Linked DNA regions of Homo sapiens: region 2 is linked to region 1. A link is an interaction called in ENCODE POLR2A ChIA-PET data of the cell type or tissue named here. Cell type or tissue: MCF 10A. All regions are shown on one strand. Links, peaks and the distances in the headings refer to the core of each region. The heading gives the core; the rest is flanking DNA.

The links. ChIA-PET counts read pairs that join two places held together with the same protein. Peaks named below come from ENCODE experiments on the same cell type or tissue, not always from the same donor. Only the 100,000 strongest peaks of a DNase experiment are listed, where the experiment ranks them.
Region 2: POLR2A ChIA-PET joins it to region 1 with 6 read pairs; 2 of 35 experiments call an interaction of 5 or more read pairs at or near these places.

Annotation. Positions count from the first base shown.
Region 1 is chr1:205,764,265-205,770,769 of GRCh38, reverse strand. It overlaps RAB29 (RAB29, member RAS oncogene family), which reads left to right. Exons shown (of 6, transcript NM_003929.3): 5 at 1-37; 6 at 317-2,784. The coding sequence ends at 428. Among named protein-coding and RNA genes, the nearest start is that of RAB29, 8.0 kb to the left of the region's middle. In MCF 10A, for the core only: no CTCF peak of the experiment used is centred there; a DNase peak (open chromatin) is centred at 4,539.
Region 2 is chr1:206,123,460-206,128,728 of GRCh38, reverse strand. It overlaps AVPR1B-DT (AVPR1B divergent transcript), which reads right to left. Exons shown (of 3, transcript NR_186693.1): 3 at 1,924-2,239. It overlaps LOC105372869 (a long non-coding RNA gene), which reads left to right. Exons shown (of 3, transcript XR_922476.3): 3 at 2,323-2,523. Among named protein-coding and RNA genes, the nearest start is that of AVPR1B-DT, 8.3 kb to the right of the region's middle. In MCF 10A, for the core only: no CTCF peak of the experiment used is centred there; no DNase peak of the experiment used is centred there.

The DNA.
Region 1 (6,505 bases), core at 3,270-5,769:
CAGTCAAGGAGAACAAAAATATTAATGAGGCTATGAGGTAAGTAGCTCATGCTGATAGGCATGCAGATGTATCCATCTTCCACTGTGGCCCTGTGGACCCTCTTTTCTTATTTCTGAGCCAACAATGACAGACTGAGCCATTGGAATGCTAGCCCCTAAAGGTCAGGGATACTGTCTTTCCTGAGATAACTGGGGACAAAGGGGCATTTAAACCTTCTGGCTTTACCAAATACTCTCTGATGATAAGTCAGACTACATCTGCCATTTCTGCTTTTCCTCCAAAATAAGCTTCTCAGGCTTATTTTTTGTCTTTTAGAGTCCTCATTGAAAAGATGATGAGAAATTCCACAGAAGATATCATGTCTTTGTCCACCCAAGGGGACTACATCAATCTACAAACCAAGTCCTCCAGCTGGTCCTGCTGCTAGTAGTGTTTGGCTTATTTTCCATCCCAGTTCTGGGAGGTCTTTTAAGTCTCTTCCCTTTGGTTGCCCACCTGACAATTTTATTAAGTACATTTGAATTGTCTCCTGACTACTGTCCAGTAAGGAGGCCCATTGTCACTTAGAAAAGACACCTGGAACCCATGTGCATTTCTGCATCTCCTGGATTAGCCTTTCACATGTTGCTGGCTCACATTAGTGCCAGTTAGTGCCTTCGGTGTAAGATCTTCTCATCAGCCCTCAATTTGTGATCCGGAATTTTATGAGAAGGATTAGAAATCAGCACCTGCGTTTTAGAGATCATAATTCTCACCTACTTCTGAGCTTATTTTTCCATTTGATATTCATTGATATCATGACTTCCAATTGAGAGGAAAATGAGATCAAATGTCATTTCCCAAATTTCTTGTAGGCCGTTGTTTCAGATTCTTTCTGTCTTGGAATGTAAACATCTGATTCTGGAATGCAGAAGGAGGGGGTCTGGGCATCTGTGGATTTTTGGCTACTAGAAGTGTCCCAGAAGTCACTGTATTTTTGAAACTTCTAACGTCATAATTAAGTTTCTCTTGTCTTGGCATCAAGAATAGTCAAGTTTTTTGGCCGGGCATGGTGGCTCATGCCTGTAATCCCAGCACTTGGGGAGGCCAAGGCAGGCGGATCACATGAGGCCAGGAATTCGAGACCAACCTGGTCAGCATGGCAAAACCCCGTCTCTACTAAAAGTACAAAAATTAGCCAGGCGTGATGGCACGTGTCTGTAATCCCAGCTACTCTGGAGACTGAGGTGGGAGAATCGCTTGAGACTGGGAGGCAGAGGTTGCAGTGAACCGAGATCATGCCACCGCACTTCAGCCTGGGTGACAGAGAAGGACTCCGTCTCAAAAAAAAAAGAAAAAAGAATAGTCATTTTTAAACTACCTATCTCATGCAATGAAAGCATTTTCTTCCACAAAGAGCTTAATCCTCATGATAGGATTGCCTAGTGTCTCCCATTTGCAGGTTTCTGGGTTGATGTCTTAATGCATAATACTGCAAGTGACATCAGCTGGCTGTGATGCTTCGAAATAGGTCTGCTCCTCACAGCTTTGGGAATCTGAATGGAAGAAGAAAAGAGAGAAGTTAACAACCTCCACTGGGGCAACTTTGTGAACACGTAGGCACTTAGTCATAGGAAACATATTATGTGCAGGTCCTAGCCTGGGGGAGGAAAGTAGATAGACAGAAAATCATTAGGTAATTTAAGTACTAAATTGGGCAGGGCTTTTTAGTATCAAATCACTACTAGACCATTTAATTTGTTAAATTATCTCTAGGATGGTGATTTATAACCTACCCAAAGTTATCGATATTCTTACTAAACTCTGAGGCCTGAAGTTCTGTGATAGACCTTAAATAAGTGTCCTAAGTCAGTGGTTCCCAAATCTGGCTGGTCGGGAATACCTGGGAAGTTTGTTAAAATTTTTTAAAAATGTTTTAAGATTTTTGGGTCCTGAGCCAGCCGTGGTGGCTCACACCTGTAATCCCAGCACTTTGGGAGGCTGAGGCAGGTGGATCGCCTGAGGTCAGGAGTTCAAGATCAACCTGGCCAACATACTGAAACCCCGTCTCTACTAAAAATAAGAAAAATTAGCTGGGCGTGGTGGCGGGCACCTGTAATCCCAGCTACTTGGGAGACTGAGGCAGGAGAATCGCTTGAACCTGGGAGTTAGAGGTTGCAGTGAGCTGAGATCACACCATTGCGCTTCAGCCTGGGCAACAAGAGTGAAACTCCATCTCCAAAAAAAAAAAACAAAAAGAAAAAGATTTTTGGGTCCCGACCTCAAACCTACTGAATCAGAATTTCTAGGGATGAAGCCTAGGAATGTGTTGTTGTTTTCAGAGCTTCCCTGGTGATTGTGATAAGCCTGGTTTGGAAACCATTGCTGGAGAACTTTGTAAAGATACAGAGACCCAGACCTTTTGTATTTACATTTAAATACAAATACAAATCCTGGGTTTCTATATATTCTGTTAGCTTTTCAGGTGATTCTGCTACACAGACGTTGAAAACCACTGCCCTAAGAAAGAGATCAGAGGCCACATATCAGAGAGAAAAGGGACCAAACCTTCGGTGGTTTGTTGTGTGTCGTTTTAATGCCAATTATTTTAACTTGCACAGTCTTCTGAAACCTTGTATTAATAGTTCTCTTTTGTATTACCATTTTCAGGTAGGGTTTTGATCACTATGATTCTGAAGATAATAGTGAAATAGTGAATTTCATTGATATGAAGAGATAATTGATTTTCATTCATTGGTTTGAACACCTGCAAAATCACAAATAAATGAGAACTAAGTCTTGTATTCATGGTGGTTATTGGCCTTTAATGTGAGTTTGTCAAAGTGCTGTTTTATACTGATAGCTCAAGAGGATTGCGGAAATGGAGACTTTATTTTTTAAATACCTTTTTCTAAATTTTCAATTCAAGGGGTACGTGTGCAAGTTTGTTACATGGATATATTGTGTGATGCTAAAGCTTGGGTTTCTGCTTAGCCTGTCTCCCAAGTAGTGAACATAGCACCCAGTCGGCACTTTTTCAACGCTTACTCCCTCTCTCCCCACTTTTGGGAGTCTCCAGTGTCTGTTGTTCCCATCTTTATGTGTGTGCCCAATGTTTACCTCCCACTTACAAGTGAGAAATGTGGTTAAATACCTTCTTTTAAAATGAAGGTAAATATTATTCTGTTTACCTGTTAACTTACTAATACCAATTGCTTAGATCCATCTGCCTAGTACCAATTCAGTACTTGATGGAACATGCCAAATACTACTTGGAAACGTGACCTTTTTGAAAAACTGAATGTGCTTGCTTTTCCCATTTGCTGACTCAGGATTTACCTGCCTTTTCAAGCATTGTTAGAGGCTGGCCAGCCAGCCAGCCCTTCTGGATATTCTCTCCCAACTGGTGAACATTATAGGCCTGAAACTAATTAAAGAAGGAACTGAAATATACCTAATTCCTCTTCGTGCCCCTATCCATAAGAGAAAAGCAATTATGATTAGGAAAAATAAAATATTTACATGAATGGAAATGCGATGCTACTAAAAATAATTAGGTCTTATCACTCGGATGCTACCTCTTTGGTGCATTCAAAAGAGGTAGCGTCCAAAATTGTTTGGAACGTAGATATCGTAGCCCCTCCCTAGAGGAGGTCCTACATTTGAGACAAGATGCCTCTCCAACCACTCAGGTGGCTTTTGGTCAAAAAAGAAAACAGTTCCCCCAGAGTGTTCTCAGAAACCCTAAGGGAGGGCTGAGAACACAGCTGTGGGGTAGTGTCTGCCCTGACTTTCTTCTTTGAACAGAAGAAATTTGGTCACTTAGCTGAGTGACCAAATAAGTGGAGCAGAGGAGATTGTAGGTCAGGGAAGGCCCTTTAGCAGTAAAGAATGGTCTGCTGCTTTATCACTACTATTGCGCCAGAATTACCCCAAGGTGTTTCCCTAATTCACTTTCTCCAGGTAGGGTCCCTCACTGTTTCCTGTTATCTCCAGATTTAACTTTTTCTGTAGGTGGTCTCTCTTCGGTCCTCAGGATACTATCTCATCTAACGTGAGGCCTGTCTTGCCTGATACTTTTGTAGGCAGTGGCTAAGGCCATGGTTAGAGGATGTAAAAATTTCCATGGAATTCTGTAAAATCTAGTAACCAGATTGCCCAAGGAAACTAAACTCAATGTACTTTTCCCCTTCAACCTTTTTGTTTGTTTGTTTGTTTGTTTGTTTGTTTGAGATGGAGTCTCGCTCTGTCACCAGGCTGGAGTACAGTGGTGCGATCTCAGCTCACTGCAACCTCCGCCTCCCACGTTCAACCGATTCTCCTGCCTCAGCCTGCCGAGTAGCTGGGACTACAGGCGCCTGCCGCCACACCCAGCTAATTTTTGTATTTTCAGTAGAGACATGGTTTCACCATGTGGGACAGGATGGTCTCGATCTTTGACCTCGTGATCCACCTGCCTCAGCCTCCCGAAGTGCTGGGATTACAGGCATGAGCCACTGCACCCAGCCTTCCCCTCCACCCTTCTTGGTTCACTGTGTATAGGAAGATTTCCTCAGCTGTGTAAGTGACTCATCTGTTAAAGCCAAATAACCCCCAAAGCTGCAGGTTAGAATAGGCAGGAAGTCACTAGAAAATGAGGTATTCTGGAAAGAATTCTACATATAATTATATATATGATATATTATATATAGAGAGAGTTGGGTTTTGTTTGTTTGTTTTGAGACAGGGTCTCACTCTATCACTGAAGCTGGACTGCAGTCCAGTGGCACAATCTCAGCTTACTGCAGCCTTGACCTTCTGGATGCAAGCCATCCTCCCACCTCAGCCTCGAGTAGCTGGGACTATACACGCATGCCACCACACCTGGCCAATTTTTGTATTTTTATAAAGACAGGGTTTCACCATGTTGCCCAGGCTGGTCTTGAACTCCTGAGCTCAGGTGATCTGCCTGCCTCTACCTCCCACAGTGCTGGGATTATAGGAGGCATGAGCCACCGCACACCCAGCCTTGCATTATGTCTTTTTTTTTTTTTTTTTTTTTTTTTGAGATAGGGTCTCACTCTGTCACGCAGGCTGGAGTGTAGTGGTGCGATCTCGGCTTGCTACAGCCTCAACCTCCTAGACTCAATCAATCCTCCAACCTTCCCACCTCGGCCTCATGAGTAGCTGGGACTACAGGCTCATGCCCCCACGCCCAGCTGATTTTTGTACTTTTTGTAGAGACAGGGTTTCACCATATTTCTACATATTTTTTTATTCTGCCATAAATACCAGAGACTTCAGGATATAGTCAGAATATATGACCTTTGTTGTTAGAAAAACCCTGCCTGCCTTTAGTTTTCCAGCATGACCTGAATTCTCTGAAGTTTTAGCTGCAGTTTTGGTATAATGGTATTTATTGTTCTATATTAGAGTTCTCCAGGGAAACAGAACCAATAAGAGAGATTGGTAAATATTATAAGTAAAAGATATATAGAAATAAACATATAGGGAGATATAGATATATAAATATATGTGTATTTATTATAAGGAATTGGCTTACACAATTATGGAGGCTGGCAAATCCAAAATCTGCAGAGCTTGGCTGGGTGCAGTGGCTCACGCCTGTAGTCCCAACACTTTGGGAGGCTGAGGCGAGCGGATCCTTTGAGGTTGGGAGTTCAAGATAAGCCTGGCCAACATGATGAAACCCCATCTCTACTAGAAAATACAAAAATTAGCCAGGCATGGTGGTGGGCGCCTGTAGTCCCAGCTACTCGGCAGGCTGAGGCAGGAGAATCACTTGAACGTGGGAGGCGGAGGTTGCAGTGAGCCAAAATCATGCCACTGCACTCCAGCCTGGGTAACAGAGTGAGACACTGTCTCAAAAAAAAAAAAAATCTGCAGAGCTGTTGTCTAGTGGGCTGGAAAAGTCAATGTTCCAGTTTAAAGCCTGTCAGGAAGGAGAATTCTCTTTTACTTGGGGGAAGGTAGTATTTTGTTCTACTGAGGCCTTCAACTGATTGGATGAGGCCCACCTACATTGGGAAGAACAATCCGCTTTACTCAGTCTGCCAATTTAAATGTTAATCTCATCCAAAACACCCTCACAGAAACACCCAAAATAATGTCTTGGCCAAGTATTTGGGCGCCCTGTGGTCCAGTCAAGTTGACACATAAAATTAACCATCACATCATGATGGGTACTGTTTTGATTCCTTTTTTTTATAGTCTAATTTAATTTGCAATCAAGTTAAAGTTCATCTGATTAAGAACTATATGTTAGTGGGAATAAAGAAAGCAGATAGGAAGAGGAAAGAGGTATTTTATGATTTATTTTGTATAGAATTCGTCCCTCAGATCTGTGAGTTGTATATGCCTCTTACACTATCTTTGAAATAAGAAAGTAAGCAATTCTTCCCATTCTGTGTTTCAGGGAACAAATGTCTTGAAATTTGACTGAAAGGCAGCTGGTTGAATTTGTAATACAGCCAAGGCATAACTGCAAGTCTTCTCATTCTCTGTCTCCATTCTGTCATTTAGGTT
Region 2 (5,269 bases), core at 2,770-5,269, 360 kb before region 1:
ATGCACATGAGAATATTGGGAACATGGCAGGATTGGGGGGCGGGGCAGGTTGTGGGGCAGGAAGTAGAAGGAAAAAAGAAGCACAGGTCTCTGAAAGCAGGTTTAGGAAGACACTGAAGCCAAACCTCCCTCCTCTTGTTGTAGCTGAAGGAGAGGAACCAGGCGTGTACTTGAGCCAACTTAATGATGAGTCTTGCTTAAGACTCTACTTCTCTAGAGGATCAAGGAAGCTCTGGCACTGAATACAAGAATAGGAGGAAGCTGGACTCAGCAGCCGTCCCCAGCCTCCCACCTCTTGGGCTCAGCAGCTGTGCACCTCCCTGCTCCTGCACCCTGGACCCCTCCCTCCACAGGGCTCCCAGCCTCAAACAGTCAAGCTCACAAGTTGGCTGGGGCCAGCTTTCCCAGAAACTAGAAAGCTATGCTATGCATCTATCGTCTGTGAATCACTGCCCTCAGGTCATTAAGGAAACTTATTGGAGGTCTGATAGCTACAACGAGCTTAAAAGAAAAACTAAAACTTTTTCATGAACTGATAATAACTAGTTGAAAGTTTCAACTGTTCTCCCAAAGGAGTCAAGGGTGGTGTTATTTGAGCATAGTAAGATTGCCTCCTCTTCTAAGAAGTCATGTCAGAGAGCTAAGTACGTACCCCTGGAGACTCCAGCCCCATTGCCAATGAAACTATCTCGTACTAACTCTGCCTCTTCCCCCTTGGAGCTGAGGTCTGCCGAGGGGCTTCCAGGGAGAGTGTTCCTATTCTATAAAGAGCTACCCCTCTCTAGATTCCAGGATGCCTAGGCACTAGAGAGGGAAAGCCCTTTATAGAGTTCCTCTGTGTTTCCGGCTGCCAGGATGCCTAGGCACTAGATCCCCTCACAGGCCTGAGAGCCTCCCAAAACCACTGTACACACATATGCCCCTGATCCGATGGGGCGACTGAAATTCTTACCACTATTCGAGTCATTTCTCTGATCTACTCTCTAAAAGCCCCTATAAAAGCACAAATCATATACTATACAAATTATTACACAGCCCATCGTAGAAGTTTAGTTGGCTTTATTGGCTCCAGGGCTGAATGTTTTGCCCTAAGGCAGCGAATCAGAATCACTGTGGGTGAGGCTTAGGCATTTTACAATTTGTCCTGGAGATTTGAATGTGCAACCAGGATGAGGAACTGCTGCCCTCAGGGAGCGGTGCACAGAAGGGGAAAAAAGAGACTTAGGTCCCGGCCCTCCCCTGCTCCAGTCTAGACCAGCTCTGTGCCATGTTAAGAATGCCATTTGTAGGCTGGGCGTGGTGTCTCAAGCTTGTAATCCCAGCACTTTGGGAGGCCGAGGCAGGCAGATCAACTAAGGTCGGGAATTCGAGACCAGCCTGACCAACACGGAGAAACCCAGTCTCTACTAAAAATACAAAAATTAGCTGGGTGTGGTGGCGCATGCCTGTAATCCCAGCTACTCGGGAGGCTGAGGCAGAAGAATCGCTTGAACCCGGGAGGTGGAGGTTGCGGTGAGCCAAGATCCTACCATTGCACTCCAGCCTGGGAGACAAGAGCGAAACTCTGTCTTAAAAAAAAAAAAAAAAGAACTCCACCTGTCTCTTTGGCTTTCAGTTTGGACTTTCTTCTGGAAAATGAAAGAATGGGACTTGATGATCTTTGAGGTCCTTTCCATAGTCCTCAGCCTCTTGGCCAGAACCAAAAGATGAGTCTCTTTCAACTGCAACATTTTGTGACTATACAGGTTATTTTATGATTAGAAGAGCCAAATGGAGACTTTCTGGGAGTCCCTGAAGTCAAAACTGGCCAGGTTAACCCTCCTGTCCTTCATACAATTCCTTTTACCTGTTTACTGGCCATCAAACTCAGTGTTAAACCAACCTAACAGAAGGCAATGGCAACATCAAGGGCTGCTCCTAGCTATAAAAGGTGCATTAATCTTCGTAATGGTCCATCTTCCCCAGACCACTTCCTCCATCTGGACATTTATGGGACGGTGAATCAAGGGTTGCCCAGGAAGGTCTCTGTGCAATGCCAGCTCTGGCAGGTCACAATGTTCTGAGAGGGTTCTGAGTCCTAACCAAGAAGAGGCTTCTGCAGGCCAAGCTCCCGAAGGCTTCAGGGAGAAAAATGTCGTTATTCACTTTCTTCTGTCCAGGTCACAGTATGGCAGAAGAGGGACACATGTCCCCACTCTTCTTTGGCAAGTAATAATGCCAGAAGAATTTTGAATTCATCCTTTCGCAAAAATGGGAGATTGTTAAATAAAGATACATTGATAAATATGTATTCTGAGAAACACATTTTATTTTTCATGATAGATCTGTTCCTGAAAACATGGTGTTCAAGTTGAACATATGAAAACAGAACTTCTTTCTTCTTCAATGGAAGTGACACCTAACAATTTGGATTTAGATTTCTCTGCCTCTTACATCTACTGCTTGATAATGTAGAAACCAACATTCAAATCCAGGGAAGCAAATCCTTTTTTAAAAGATTTGATTAAATTATCTGAGGATAAATTGTGCCTTGTTTTTTATTTTTAACTATATTTTTGAGAGGGAGCTTCACAAACTCTTTATTATTCCCTTAAGATCCAACTTTTGGTTCTTATGACATCAGTTTCAGATGAGGACGCACAAGTCACTGTTCCCATTACTATATTGGGAGGGTGGGGTTCTGAAAATGTGCAATGTGAGTGGTGAGTCTTTGCTGGAAGGGTACTATCTTCTCATCTACCAAAGGGAAGGTGAGTAGAAAATTCCTAAAACTAAAAAATCAAGAAGTGGCAGTATCTATTTGTTATTTAAAAATATCAAGGTTAATAGCAAATAAATCTACTAAATTGAATTTAAAATGATGACCTACATCAAGAAATACCATAAGTCAAGTAAAAAGATCAGTGACAAAATGGGAAAAAATATTTGCAACTTAAATGTCAGACAAAGGTTAATTTCCATGGTATATAAAGTTTCTCAAAAAGGATAATTAAAAAGGTCAGCAATCACAGAAGAATCAGCTAGAGATATCAATAATTATTAGAAAAAGAAATGCAAATGGCCCTTAACATTATGAAAAGATGTCCAACCTCACTTAAAAGGCATTCAAATCAAAGCTAAACTGAGATACTATTTTAGACTTATCAAATTGGCAAAAATCCAAAATTTAAGAATACTCTGTTGGCAAGACTGGGAAAACAGACACTCTCATGCATTCCCAGTCATAATGCAAATTGGTTCAATCCCTACAGAGGATAATTTGGCAATATATAGCAGAATTGTTTATGCATATACCCTTAACCCAGGAATCTCACTTCTAGGCGCCTAACACAAAGATTATACTAGTGAAATATGAAAAGATACACACACACACACACACACACACACAAAAAAAACATACATACATATATATCTTTATACATAGATCTATTTATCTATGTATAGAAAGAGGCAATTTATTATAGCACTATTTGTAATAGCAAGACTGGATACAATCAGAATGCCTGTCAAAGGTGACTGGATGAATAAAGTATGGTACTTCCATACACTGGAGTATTAAAAAAACTGCAAAAAGGAAAGAGAAACATCTCTGAATTCTCCCATGAAGTAGTCTGCAGGATATGTTAAATGAAAAAAAGAATTACAAAAAATATACAGTATGCCACTTACATCAAAAATGTCTTGCCATGCCAGAAAGCAATAGAGCTATCAAAGAATGCTAAGACTTTATAGAAAGGACTCAGGATAAAATGGCACAGCCAATTTTGAAAAAGTTTGGCAGTTCCTCAAAAACGTGAACAGAGTTATCGTATAACCCAGCAATTTCATTCCTAAGTATATACCCCCAAAATTAACAACGTATGTCCACACAAAAACTTGCACATGAATGTTCACTAGCAGCATTATTTGTAACCTGCCCAAGGTGGAAACAACCCAAATGTCTATTGACTGATAAAAGATAAAATGTGGTATATCCATACAAGGGAATATTATTTATCCATAGATAGGAAGTACTGCTACATGTTAAAATATGGATGAACCTTGAAAACACTCTGCTAAGTGAAAGAAGCCAGTCACAAAAGGCCACATATTATATGATTTCATTTGCATGAAACGCCCAGAACAGGAAAATCTGTAGAGACAGAAAGTAGATTGGTAGTTGTCAGGAGCTGGGAGTGGGAGGGGGAATGGGTAGCGACTGCTAATGGGTATGTGGTTTCTTCTTCGGGTAAGGCAGTTATCCTGAAATTAGATGGTGGTGATAGTTGCACAACTTTTTGAATATACTAAAAACCATTGGCCGGGCGTGATGGCTCACGCCTGTAATCCCAGCACTTTGGGAGGCTGAGGGGGCGGATCACAAGGTCAGGAGATTGAGACCATCCTGGCTAACATGACTAAAAATACAAAAAATTAGCCGGGTGTGGTGGCAGGCACCTGTAGTCCCAGCTACTCGGGAGGCTGAGGCAGGAGAGTGGTGTGAACCTGGGAGGCGGAGCTGGCAGTGAGCCGAGATTGTGCCACTGCACTCTAGCCTGGGCGACAGAAAGAGACTCCCCCGCAAACAAACAAACAAACAAAAAAACCCATTGAACTGTACAATTTAAAATGGTGACTTTTATGGTATATTGAATTGTTTCTCAATTAAAAAGGCATATACATTAGGGCTGGGCATGGTGGCTCATGCCTGTAATCCCAGCACTCTAGGGGGCTGAGGCAGGAAGACAACTTGAGTTCAGGAGCTCGAGACCAGCCTGGCCAATACGGTGAAATCCTATCTCTACTAAAAATACAAAAATTAGCGGGGGCATGGTGGTGGGCACCTGTAATCTCAGGTACTCAGGAGGCTGAGGCAGGAGAATCGCTTGAACCCAGGAGGTGGAGGGTGCAGTGAGCCGAGATCATGCCAGTGCACTCCAGCCTGGGAGACAGAGCGAGACTGTCTCAAAAAAAAAAAAAGATATATACACTAAATTTTTAAAGAAAATATTCATTGATAAACAAAAAACAACACAAAAGGACTAAGGTACCAACATAAATCAGCTCCATTTGCCAAAGTCGGGACAATTTGAGCATCAAAGTAGTAACTATAAGTGACTCAAACATATAAAATATGTTTAAATCCATGATTTGGCCAGGCGTGGTGACTCATGCCTGTAATCCTAGCACTTTGGGAGGCAGAGGCGGGTGGATCACGAGGTCAGGAGTTCAAGACCAGCCTGGCCAAGATGGTGAAACTCCATCTCTACTAAAAATACAAAAAAAATTA